Regions from separate parts of the Homo sapiens genome. Here regions 2, 3 and 4 are each linked to region 1. Evidence: chromatin contacts called from ENCODE Hi-C data. All regions are on one chromosome and are shown on one strand. Each heading gives the region's core, a stretch centred on a gene start or an enhancer-like site at or near the end of the contact. The rest is flanking DNA. Distances are from core to core; before and after follow the strand shown. Region 1 has its middle 380 kb from the start of SNORD151. Region 2 has its middle 530 kb from the start of IGFBP3. Region 3 has its middle 230 kb from the start of IGFBP3. Region 4 has its middle 470 kb from the start of IGFBP3.

What was found. Hi-C counts contacts between places; a loop is a spot of excess contacts on that map. Pooled maps may share reads with other maps.
Region 2: a loop to region 1 is called in a map of PC-9, with 16 times the contacts of the local background. The contact joins two enhancer-like sites. A Hi-C loop is called at or near these places in 2 of 168 maps with a recorded cell type or tissue (PC-9 and aorta) and 6 of 50 pooled maps.
Region 3: a pooled map shows a loop between it and region 1 (4-fold over the local background). The contact joins two enhancer-like sites. A Hi-C loop is called at or near these places in 3 of 168 maps with a recorded cell type or tissue (MCF 10A, chondrocyte and heart left ventricle), 2 of 37 single-sample maps with no recorded cell type and 3 of 50 pooled maps.
Region 4: a map of kidney shows a loop between it and region 1 (3-fold over the local background). The contact joins two enhancer-like sites. A Hi-C loop is called at or near these places in 2 of 168 maps with a recorded cell type or tissue (chondrocyte and kidney) and 1 of 50 pooled maps.

The regions. Positions count from the first base shown.
Region 1 is chr7:47,087,614-47,090,679 of GRCh38, forward strand. No RefSeq gene overlaps it. Among named protein-coding and RNA genes, the nearest start is that of SNORD151, 380 kb to the right of the region's middle. Within about 2 kb of position 1,323, at least 2 of the 41 ENCODE cell types and tissues checked have a DNase peak (open chromatin) inside an H3K27ac peak, as active enhancers do.
Region 2 is chr7:46,454,594-46,457,849 of GRCh38, forward strand. No RefSeq gene overlaps it. Among named protein-coding and RNA genes, the nearest start is that of IGFBP3, 530 kb to the left of the region's middle. Within about 2 kb of position 1,823, at least 2 of the 41 ENCODE cell types and tissues checked have a DNase peak (open chromatin) inside an H3K27ac peak, as active enhancers do.
Region 3 is chr7:46,145,724-46,148,742 of GRCh38, forward strand. It overlaps the pseudogene ZNF619P1. Among named protein-coding and RNA genes, the nearest start is that of IGFBP3, 230 kb to the left of the region's middle. Within about 2 kb of position 1,353, at least 5 of the 41 ENCODE cell types and tissues checked have a DNase peak (open chromatin) inside an H3K27ac peak, as active enhancers do.
Region 4 is chr7:46,389,898-46,393,200 of GRCh38, forward strand. No RefSeq gene overlaps it. Among named protein-coding and RNA genes, the nearest start is that of IGFBP3, 470 kb to the left of the region's middle. Within about 2 kb of position 1,425, at least 2 of the 41 ENCODE cell types and tissues checked have a DNase peak (open chromatin) inside an H3K27ac peak, as active enhancers do.

The sequences.
Region 1 (3,066 bases), core at 73-2,572:
CCAGATGAGGCTACCTGCTCCAGGCCAAAGAGAGGGAGCAATGCCACACCTCCTCCCAAGGGGAAGTAGCTCAGGCCTCATGTAAGTGAAGAAAGACCTAGACATTTGCCTAAGGACCAGGTTTCTGGATCTCCTCACACTCAGGAGGAGCACAGCCCCACCCTTCTCAATCCAACTTCTGTAGAAGGAGGTAGGCCCCACAAGCCAGAAGAAATTCTGAAGAAGGAGAAAGAGGGGGTGCGTGGACCTTCTCTCAAGCCTGGTGGATGCCTGTAGGTCCTTCTATCTACCAAATTGCACCTTTCCCCAAGTCCCAGATGGAGCAATCATCCTCCCTCTGCCTCCCCACCTCCCGTGGACTTCAACCCTTATATTCATGTTAGAATCTCTCTGCCTCTTCCTCTGACTTGATTGTTTGCCCTGGAAGGCATGAATCAGACATTCACATCACATAGCCAGGATGTGGTGCAGTCTCTGGAACAGTGAGCCACTGAGGGAGTGGGTACTGGAAAGGTTCATAGACTAACAAACACCTCAACGACTGCTGCTAACTTGGGTGCTTCAAGGCATGTGCCTGAATCCCACCCAGAGATCCCAGCTGCAGAGTCCAAGGCCCTGAGCCCAGCCACACAGCTCAGGAGTGATTTCTTCAGGGCAGAAAGGCCAGGGAGACTCCTCCAGCAGCTGTGCCAAATGCTGTGCCCAACTGTGAGGAAACAGTGGCAAAGAGGTATAGGTTAAATGTGTCTGGTAGTGGGCAGGCAAGGAATGAATTGAGGTGGGGAGAAGGCCAGCAGCTCAGCATGCCGGGGAAGGCACGCTGCCACCTGCTTGAAGCAATCCATTTGGTTGACCCTCTGGATGTCTGCACTCAGCCAAAAGCACACGGATAAATGTCCTACATGGCTCACAAGCTCTGTGGATGAGTCTGTGTCTGTGGACAGAATCCTCAGTCGTCCAGGGTGCTGGCCAGCTGTCCTGCTCAGTGGCTCTATGGCCATGAGCAATACCCCTCTACCAGGCTGGCTGGCCAGCTCTGATGGGCCTGGACACACCACACTCCCCAACACAGGGCACAGAAAAAGTCAAGAAATAAGGATTGATCAAATCTCTATCTGGGGACGATAGGTGACATTAGTCTTTGGAGGGAGCCATTGCTAGTTTTTCAAGCAGGGTGGAATGCGAGGAGAGCTGGGCTTCAGAGGTGTATAGAACCAATTAGGAGTTTTGACCCGCCATGGTTTATTTTAGGATCAGGGAACAGGTGCTTGCTGGCTGGCTGGCCCAACCTTCTGAGGCGCCATCCCAGGCCGCATGTCAGGCGCCCTGTGGAATGTTGGTGCCCACCGCGCTGAGCCTGAACTCTACGCTCAGATGTTGCCATCTAGTGGTGACAAGGTGCAAATCTCACCCTTCGCCCTAATGCATAAAGGATCAGGAATTTTAAAAGAAATACTTTTCTAATAAAGCAAATTAAGGAATACTTTTTATTCACTTTTAAACAATACATAGAAAAGATTGCATTTTTGGTTTTGGCCTCTTTAGCCTCCTAAATATATACAAAAATCACATCAAGAATGTAAACTACCAGAAGTCAAGGAGTTGGAGTTGCCCAAGTGCCTTTATTGAGACTACAGTTTCCCCATGGAGTAAATCTCAGTTCGTTACTTTAATTAAACACATGTCAAGAGATATTTGTGATATGAAGGAATGAAATTTAAATTTTCCCTGCATTTCCTCATTCTGATTCCAACTTGGTTACTTACCAGGTAAATGGCACATAAATTCTCTGAGGCTCATACTCTTCACTGGCAAAATGGGAACGCATGACACGATAATAGGAAAAAGTGATGTGAAAAGACGATAAAACCCTGAAGGCACAACTCTGGGTGTGTCCTGACTGCTCAGGTGTCTCCCAGGGCGGCCCATTTGATGACACAGCCATGGTTTCCTCTCTTGAACAGGGGGTCTGTGTCCGCTTACTTTACCTAAGAGCACACTCACCAGCAGCCCCTGCCAAGAGTGTTCAGTTCGTGTTCTGCGCAGTGTCTAAGATATTCCTAATACTTAACAGATGTCAAAAATGGAATATTCATGATAAAAATACTCTTTAGTTTTCCATAAGCTCCAGTGACTAGAATGAGCCTTTCAACCCATGAAAGGATCCAGTCCTGGCTGGATCCAGAATTCAGGGAGTTCTGAATTTTGTGATTTCAAAGTGCTGATTGGTTAAGATACAGGTTACGTTCCTCCTGCACTACCTACCCAGGCACCTTCCTCAGTGATGAGACTTTACTCCTACAGCCCATCTCTTCCTAAATGGATGGCCAGCTCACCTAGAATCTCTCAGGGATTTTGCACTTAGTCTTACTTCCCGCTCCTAATTTTTAGTTTCTCTCTCTCCTTTTCCACTATGAGCAAACACCCTTTTGTCCCTTGGCTGAAGTCGATCATTCTGTGAGAGTGCTGCCCCTTTGGGTTATGGTTCTACTTGAAATTGATCCGTAACAAACACCTCTATGTCCTCATTGTCATTTCCTGAAAGGAGGTGTAAGTCAGGTGCAGGAGACTGAGAAGAGTAAGGCTGAGCCTCACTCACAGGCACACACTGTGGTGGGACAGAGACATCCCACAGTATAGCCGCAGGCCAAGAGCGAGTCCCCTCAGGGCCCCAGAAAAAGGCAGAGTGGAAATGCCTTCAGCAGGCTTACCCCAGCCCCACATCTTCTCCCAGCCCCTTCTTGCCCATCCCCTGGCTGGGGCTCCCACACCTGTTCCTTTCATATAATGGCCCTCTCTTGGTTCCCCAGACATGCAATGGTTCTGGATGTCCCTGAACCTCTGGCCACAAACTGCTCACTGCCCTTTATTGTTGTTTTTCCTCCTCCTCTCCCAAACCATGACAGTTTCCCAGGGCTGTATAATCTTTCCTCTCCTTCCCTTCTCTTCTCCATGGCCCACTCACCAAACCTATATTTTGAACTGTAGCCACCCATCGCTGGCCCTCCTTGGTGGCCAGGCATGACACCTCACATTTGCAGTAAACACTGTTCCTGACTTCTCCAT
Region 2 (3,256 bases), core at 573-3,072, 630 kb before region 1:
CTTATACATACACTCCTTCAATCCATCCTACGTGGTGTTGATTGTATCTCCAATACATTCTTCATAACCCTTCTTTCTTCTCTGCCTTCTACAGTCCCTATCCTGGACAAGACACTAATAATTTCTGAGGGGTATAATTTTAATACATTATTCTCTGAACTCCCTACTGACAATTCATGTTCTTCACATTGCAAATAAAGTTCTCGCTCTCTAAAATGGCAGTTGATTATGTTACTCTCTTTGTATTTGTTTTATTATTATTAATTTCAATCTTCTAAAGTCCCCCCACTGCTTATACTATAGCAGCCAAATTCTCACAGCCCAGAGCTTGGCTTTCTACATTCTGCTCCTGGCAAGCTCAAGCTCTGCAGTTCCGTCTCCTTCTGTTTTCCCGTGGCTTCCCAGGCTGCTGTTCAGTCTTCCTGGAGTCACTCCTGATTGTCTTGTGGTTGCTTGCAGCCTCCTTCTCTGTGCACATGGCATTTTCTGTGCCAGAAACACTGCTAATCTATTATGAGCCTGGTCAGTTTCTGCTTATTCTTCAAGTTCCCTCTCAAGGGGACACTTCTGTAAGTCTTCTTTCAGCATCCTGAGTGGAATTGATTACCACCTGCTTCATGTGTCTTATGACCTTATGGAATCCCTCTCACAGTCCTTTTTCATTGTAATGTCCATCTGCTCCAAACAGACCGTGCTCTTCAACAGTGAGGACTAGGATATACTCCATAACCTAGCCCCACACCTGCAGGAATAGATGTCTTAGTTTAGATTCTACCTAAAAGTAGATCCTGAAGCAAGATCTTAAGTGCAAGAGGTTCCGTTTGGAGGTGATTCCCCAAGAAGCACAAGAGAGAGAATAGGGAGGTGAGGCATGGGAGGAAGGAAAGCTGTAAAGGCTACTAATCAGTGGGTCATCCCTCCAGGCAACTGGGATTCAACTGGACAGGGTGCACCTGAAGAATCATATAGAACATTCCTCATAATACACTAAATCTTATTTTGTCACATCTTATAAATTTATCTTTTGAAGTCAGTCCAAATGAGAGTGGTCTTCAATTCTACATGACCTCTATTTAGATACTGGAAAATAGCGAATGCGCTCTCCCTTTAACCCTAACATTGTCCACAGCTTTGACAGTCACAAACTCTTCATCATAGGGTCTCACTTTTACAAACTCATTCCATTTTATGGCTGTACCATATAAAAATAGTGCCAAGGGCTAACACGGTGAAACCCATCTCTACTAAAAACACAAAAAATTAGCCCGGCGTGGTGGCCAGCGCCTGTAGTCCCAGCTACTCTGGAGGCTGAGGCAGGATAATGGCATGAACCCGGGAGGCAGAGCTTGCAGTGAGCTGAGATTGCACCACTCCACTCCAGCCTGGGCGACAGAGCGAGACTCCATCTCAAAAAAAAAAAATAGTGCCAAGGATTACCCACGGTGCCCTGGAACCTAAGCATGCCAAGGTGTGTGGTGTGGCAGAGAGTACCAGACACTTCTTTGCCCAGGGCTCTAATCAAGCTGCTGGAGTGAAGCCAGTTGTCGTAGTCCATTTGACTCACACACTTCTTGGATCCAATCTGCACACCCGAATTTTGGCTTATGATATATATCAACCTGCATTTCTTCTTGGTTTTCCTTGTAAAATGTACCTATTACTGTGCTTCACAAGAATTCTTGAGAATCTATTCAGTTTAGCCCAGGCACTGTGCCTGGAGTTAGAGAAACAGACACAGACTGAACAAGGGCAGGGCCTGTGAGGTGCTCACACCACGGCAGGAGTCCAGATGTGTCCAGGGTCAGAAAAATGCTTAAGGGAAAGGCTCAGCTGCAGACATGGACAGAGTGTGTCTAGAGACTGAACATGCAGCATAGTCACGTGAGACTTTCCCACTGGCATCTAACTTAATGGAATGTTATGCGTCAGTGTTATGGAATTGCACATGAGCCAAGAGAAAAAACATCCCAAAGATTTTGGTTTTAAGTATTCAGAATATGTGTTTTGCTTACCAAGCCAAGCTATGCTTAACCATGGTATCTAGAAAGGATTTGTTGATTTCTAGATATTCAGTGATTCCATTATTTAATATAAAGGAGCTAATAATAATAAAATAGCTAATTCTTAATGGGAGAAGTATGTAAAAGAAAAATGTGAAATAATTTGCATCAATATCATTAACTTAAAAGATAAAATTATTGAAACATTTATTTTTCTTAGTTATATAATATTTGAGTTTTGTTTAAAGAGCATGTATTATCTTTATAAATCAAGAAAAATACAGTAAAAAGTAGAAAAACAGAAAATTCAAAGACATAAAGAGACTCACAATGGTGACTCGCAGGGGAAGGCAGAGAAGCACAAATAAAATATTTATTATTATATCTCACATCTTGAGTGTTCATTGTAACTATTGTGTTAATTGGTACTCTCCCTGTAAACACCCCACGAGTTCTTACTGCCTGTTGCACAAACAACTCCAATTGACTAAGACCACAGCACTTCGATAAAGAGTTTAATTGACATGAGGCCAGCCATGCCACCTGGAAGACAAAGTTATTACTCAAATCAACTCCCCCAAAACTTGGGGGCTAGGGTTTTTCCAGAATAGTTTGGCGGGCAAGGGAATGGGGGTGTGGATAGTGGTTCTCTTCTGGGTGGGGCCACAGGATGGCTGGTGGGTCCAGGTGGAGCCATCATCATTAGAAATGCAAAAACCTGAAAAGACATCTCAAAGGCTAATCTTCAGTTCCATAATAATGATGTTATCTGCAGGAGTAATTAGTGAAATTTCATATCTTGTGACATCCGGAATAATGGCTGGTAATTGTTTTTAAGTCTATACCTTGGCAGAATTCAGGCTTCTCATCCATCTAACCTGATGGTTTTTCACTAGCTTTACAAAGTCAGTTTAGTTTTGGGGAAGGACTATTATTATTATTTAAACTATAAACTAAATGTCTCCCAAAGTTATCTTGGCCTAAACCCAGGAATGATTAAGGGTAGTTAAGAGGTTAAAGGCAAGACAGTTTTGCTAGATCAGATCTCTTTCACTGTCATAATTTTCTCACTGTTCTAATTTTGGCAAAGGTAGTTTCATCCCAGGAGCTTTAAAAGTGCTCACAGAAGTGTGTTGGGACTGTAGGAAAGTTTAAATTTTCCCGTTGAAGTCTGGATAATTTGAATATATAAAACAAACTGATAATAGACAAATTAATAGGAAAAATGGCATGCAAATATATTACATGCACATGTG
Region 3 (3,019 bases), core at 103-2,602, 940 kb before region 1:
GGCACAGCTTTCAGTTTTACTCAGCATCAAAAATTGCACTTTGGGAGGCCGAGGTGGGGGAATCACAAGGTCAGGAGTTCAAGACCAGCCTGGCCAAGATGGTGAAACTCCATCTCTACAAGAAATATAAAAATTAGTGGGGCACGGTGGCAGGCGCCTGTAATCCCAGCTACTCGGGAGGGGAGGCTGAAGCAGGAGAATCACTTGCACCCCGGGGGCGGATATTGCAGTGAGCCGAGATCGCACCACTGCACTCCAGCTTGGGTGACAGAGTGAGACTCGGTCTCAAAAAAAAAAAAAAAATTGCACAACGGGAAGAAAGGCACCCATGGTTCTGGGCTGCTCTTTTCTGTCCCCCTCCCCTTCTTGCCAATGCTTGTGGTCTGCCCCAGTTGTGACCCTCTCCCCTCCTCCCCACCTCTAGTGCCCCTTCTCCCTCTATGCCCCTTTTATGCTATTCTTTTCTTTTGAGTACATCTCCTTCAGGACCTTGCTTCCTCTGGAAGTCACTCCTCATAGCCTGAAAGCTTTGTCTCACTCCCTATGAACTCCTTTATGTTTTCATTACCCATCAATAATGGCCCAAAGTGAGCAGGGTTCTCACTGGTTTCCCATCATGTCTTTAATGACACTTTCCTGGTCTTGCAGAAGTTATTATCACTTTCCCAACTCCTTTTCAATTTCTCACATTAAAGACCACTTTTAATGACTCTGACTCTATCCCCTGGGAAGGAAATGGACTATCTATTTAGTTTGCCCTGCTTTGGGGGTTACTGGAGTTGGAAGAGTTTGTAGAAGATTTGGGGTTTTAGGAGATTGTGTCATCACAAGTCACAGACCATTGTAATTGGAGAAGCCTTCTGGAAGAGGCCATCAGAGAAGGCACCCAGTGGTTGCCCTCGGGATGGATGATGAGCCATTTGGTTGGTCAGGGGCAAGGCTCATTGTGCGGAACCGGAGTCTTGGTATTTTTAATTGCCCTCATAATTTTTATTACCAGTTATGAGTATCCTGGGTGACTATGTCATAGACCAAGAAAATAACCTCTGAACAGAATGTGAGTGATTAATTTAAAATTATGGCTTTAACTAGACTGGAAGGGAATGTGGTTTTTCTGTTTGGATTTCTTTTCTATTCTTATTCAGATGTCTGTTAACTTCAGTGTTCACTCCAATCCATAGATGCCAAGAGTGAAGTGGGCTGGGGCATTTCATTTCTAAAAGTACACATGGCATGGAGTCAGCAGCTTCACGCTGGGAAGTGCCCGAGAAAAGGGGAGGAGCGATGCACCCCTGGCCTGCTGAGAGGAGTCTGTGCCAGCCTCACTTCTGATGCCTCACAGCTCTCTGACACGATTGCATCCCCCAGATGCCTCACGGAGAAAATGTGAATTTGGGACTGGTGACACGTCAATTAATTTCACAACACCGGAAAGCACACTCAGGATGCTGGTCTTATCACGTGTTGGATCTCACTGGATTAGCTGTTTTCCCTCCAGTGGCTGGAGCCTAGGACCATCCTGGATGGCAGCATCTCAGACTCAGAATAGTGCAGCAACAGGGAAAGCTATTCAAAAAGTATATCCAGTGGGAAGAGAGTTCTCAAAAAATTGTATATACACTATTATTATAACAGCATGATATTATGTCTGTGGGGCAGGGCACGGGGAGATGTTTATTGCAAATGTATTTTGGTCAGGTTTAGGAATTTATACTTTAAAAAGCCAACTTTTAAGTGCATATTTTAATGAGTTTTGAGAAATGAATACAATTGCATAGCCAAGATGCAGAAAATTTTCACCACCTAGAAAAGTATGCTTGGTGTCTATTGTTCCCTTCTTTATGTCCATGTGTGCTCTATGTTTAGTTCCCACTTATAAGTGAGAATATGTGGTATTTGGTTTTCTGTTTCTGTCTTAATTTGCTTAGGCTTGCAGCCATTATCCTGAAAGGACATAATTTTGTTATTTTATAGCTGTGTAGTATTCCATGGTATATATGTACCTCATTTTCTTTATTCAGTCCACTACTGATGGGCATCTAGGCTGATTCCATGTCTTTGCTATTGTAAATAGTGCTGTGATCAACATATGCACGCATATGTCTTTGCCGTGGAATGATCTATATCTCTTTGGGTATATACGCAAAATGGGATGGCTAGGCTGAAGGGTATTTCTGTCTTAAGTTCCTTGAGAAATCTCCAAACTGCTTTCCATGGTGGCTGAACTACTTTACATTCCCACCAGCAGTGTATAAACGAGCCGTATTCTCTGCAACCTTACCAGAATCTGTTGTTTTTTGAACTTTTAATAGTAGCCATTCTGACTGGTGTGAGATGATATCTCATTGTGGTTTTTAATTTGCATTTCTCTAATGATTAATGATGTTGAGTATTTTTTCATCTGCTTGTTGGCTGAGTGTATGTCTTCATTTGAGAAGTGTCTGTTCATGTCCTTTGCCCATTTTATAATGAGGTTTTTTTGTGTGTGTGTTGACTTGTTAAAGCTTGTTATAGATTCTGGGTATTAGATCTTTGTTGGATGTGTAATTTGCAAATGTTTTCTTCCATTCTGTAGGTTGTCTGTTTACTCTGTTGATAGTTCCTTTTGGTGCAAGCATCTGGAAAGCTCTCAAGTACCAGGCAAGTTATAGGGATGTATTGCTAAATGGAGATTTGATATCTTTTATTCCTCCCATGATTTTTCTGCTGTTATTTTTTTAAGTCAGCAGTGATTGCTTTTATTGGTAAGGATATCCAGATATAGAAAAGTATACCAAATAGTACAGAATAAACATCCAAATATTTATATCAACTGGAATTTTCTCTGTGACATTGGATAAGTAGCTGAATTTTACTGAATTTTTTCATAGTTAAAATAGGAACAGCACTCTTGCCAGGAGGATCAAATGCGTAGATAGACATAAAAATGCTTCTTCACTTCTCTTCCCTCTGAATCTCCATTTCTCTTTCTATTTACTTGTTTTTAAATAGACTATTTTAGAATAATTTTATTTTATAG
Region 4 (3,303 bases), core at 175-2,674, 700 kb before region 1:
CTCCCAGTCTCTTCTCTGGTCCTTATACCTCAAGAACAGGGATCTGTGGGAATAAAACCTAAGAGCTGTCACTTACTGACACCACTCTGTGCTTTGGGCTGACCTGAGAATTCCATCTGTGTTGTCCCATGGAGTTGCATCCTGACTGGCTGGGGAAAGAGTTGGAGAGAGGTGGATTTGGTTTTGGCTGCACCACTCTTGACAGAGTGGCAGGGGATGAACGTCTTCACCCCCATCCTGTCTCTGTGTGCATATTGTTGAGAGTCATGGTTGAGATTTAGCATGTATTCCAAAATTCCTCTTGTTATTCCCATTGCTGGCCAAGGATGGCACTCTTTCATGACTGAAACAGAAGGAGATTAAGTTGTGGACACTCCAGTGGAAGACCATTCTGGGTCCGTTTATCTAATTCCCATCTGTAGAAACAAGAAGCGATCCTGGGTGGCATGTCCAGCTTCCAAGAGCAAACCCAGCCTCAATGCCATGGGCCAGCAGGAAACACCAAACACAGTGAAAAACTGCAGGGTTTCTTAGCATTGCCTTTCACTACATCTGGTTTTCTGGTGTCTTTTTTTTTTTTTTTTTTTTTAACTGTTCTGTGGAGATGAGAAGGCCTTCCCTGGGGCTCTTGTGAGAGTTGCCTGTGATGAGAATGTGCAGGGCGAAAGCGGTGAATGTGCCAGGGACCCTCCTCAGTGTGCAAGGAAGAGACTTCACTTTCTACTTGGCAAAACAAAGCAAAAAAGCACCAGAAACATACCTTTCCTCTGTGACAAAATTGAGTGAGTGAGTTTCTAGAATATTGAAATGACAGTGTATTTAAGAAATCTCACAGGCATTGTGCAAAACACTGGTCTAGGAGCAGAGACCAGGGCAGAGTGCCTTCCTTCACAGAGATTGTAGGAGAAAAGGCCCCATAGGAGGGTGAGAGAACCGGGTCGTGAACACTGGGGACAACATTAGAGTCCACATTGATCTGGGATCATTTTTCAAATGTATCTAAGAAGAGTCATACAAACAGAAAACTGCTTTTCAAAGATATGATAAACTAATGTCATCCATGTAAGAGAGCCTTAGAGTGAAGTGTTGATGGGAAAATTCTTGCTCAGGTAAAAATATCACTGACCCAGGTATGCCTCAGAGATTGCTTCCAGGGTTCACAGCAGTGCTTGGAATGCTATTAACCTGTTTAAGGTTTTATTAAATCTTCAATGTTCCGTCCAGGTCCATTTTAACCAATGTACGTTTAAATACTACGTAAAACACATACCTATTTAAAAGTAAAGCCAACGTACCCCCAAGGCGATTGCTTCCCAGTAATCCATATTTCAGTCACCGCAGGAGCTGGAACTGAAAATCAGGTCAGATGAGGCTTTTGGATTAGCAATCTTCACCTTATCTGAACTATGGAGAACCCTGTGGCCTGTGAGCACAGTGCAGCTGGCTGCATGCTGAGCATAGCTTTCCTTCTGAGATTTATGGTGCTTCTGCCTTAGGTTGGAAACACTGAGAGTACTTAACCTCCCAACTTTATTTGCTGGCTTTTCTCCTTAGCTACAGGAAAAAAAAAAGGAGTGCATTAAAGTGAAGCTAAAACACTTAATTGAATGTTTTACAACCTCAGGAACATCTGGGGTTAATCCTCATCCCATCTGAACCGGTCAAATATCAAAAAATAGCTTGCTTTTTAAGGGATCCACCACATCCTGAAATCAACAGAAGTAAACACTTTGTGAAGCACACAAGCCCATGTGGGGTTAGCCGTAGGCTGGAGGTTAGTTAAAAACTTTGCAAGCATGGGATACAAGGGAAAAGAGGTCATTGGAAAGGATTTCCTTTAGAGAAATCAAATCCAGTTCCACTGTCAAGGACGTCTCTCCTAGGCAGATGCATTTTCCATTCTTAGGGTTGTCCAGTCTAATAAAAGAGTCTTCCTGAGACAAACGATTTGTGGTGTTTATGTTCTCAATAGGTTCAGAAAACCTACAGAGAAAATGGAGAGAGCTCTTATTTGGCTTCTGCTTGTGAACACAATTGAGCTGTCTGCAAGACCAAATACCTAGCATCCAAGAATTTTTCAGATCTCATCCATTTCCATGACTTTGTAAAGAGAAATGAGCAGGGTCACTGCAACTCCACCTCCTCTTGGAAAATTGTACTATAGAGCTGCTTCCTCTGATTCTTTTGTTGTTATTGTTGTTTAGAGACAGGGTCTTGCTATGTTTTCCAGGCTGGTTTCCAGCTCCTGGGCTCTTGTGATCTTCCTGCCTCAGCCCCCTGAGTAGCTGGGGCTACAGGCATGTACTACTGCAACTGGCTTGATTCTCTTTTCCAAAGTGGTCATTCCTCAACTTTGGTTCCTCTGTCCTTGGGTGGTCTCAGTTTCTCCCATGTTTCCAGTGGCCACATCTAGGGTGGTAGAAATTTGCATATCTAACCTTTCCCTATAATTCTGAGCTTTACTCCATCATTGAGCATTAGCTGAGCGTTGCTCCCTCAATGGCCCACTAGCTCCTCAAAAGGAGAATATCAGGAGCACTTCATTTCTGCCCCAAGCCAGCTTTCAGTTGTCTCTGACCTCCTAATGACATCGACTCGGAACTGCTCTCTATTCCTCACTCCTCACTAATGACCAATTCCTTCCTATGGCCAACTGTAAGTTAACCTTCCACTCCTGCAGCCAACTTGTGCCAGGAAGGCCCTCCTGCACCTCCTCCAGGTTGCTACGGCCATCTCCTAACTGGCCTTTCCCATTAGCTTCTTCTCCAATCCAGTCTCCTCACCCAGAAACAACTCACCTTTCCAAAGCTCGACTCTAGGGAGGTTGTGTTCCAGCTCCACTCTCTTCAGCATTCCCTTTTTTTCTGCCCTGGTTTGCCTGTGGCCCATTTGACCAGTCCCCTCTCTCATTCTAAGTGTCCTTTCATCCTCCAGTCATAGGCATACACTGTCCCCTCAAAGACCCTGTGCATTTTTGCCTATTCCCTTATATTTGTGCTGTCTCCAAAGCCCAAAAGACTCTACCCATCCCTTGGTGTCCTTCAGGGTTGGTTTATGTGTTGTTCTTTCATGAAGCTTTCTGATGTGTTCTCTTCATGGGTAACTTCCGACATTAGGATCGTCCCTATAAAGGATTTAACAGAGGGTTCACTTTAGTTTTTTGACTGTTTTCCTTATGCTGATAATTTTCCATCCTCTACTCCTACTTGCTATATTAGTTTACTAGGGCTGTCATAAGTGACATAAACTGGGTGGCTTAAACAGCAGACATTTATCATCTTACAGTTCTAGAGGACTGAAGTC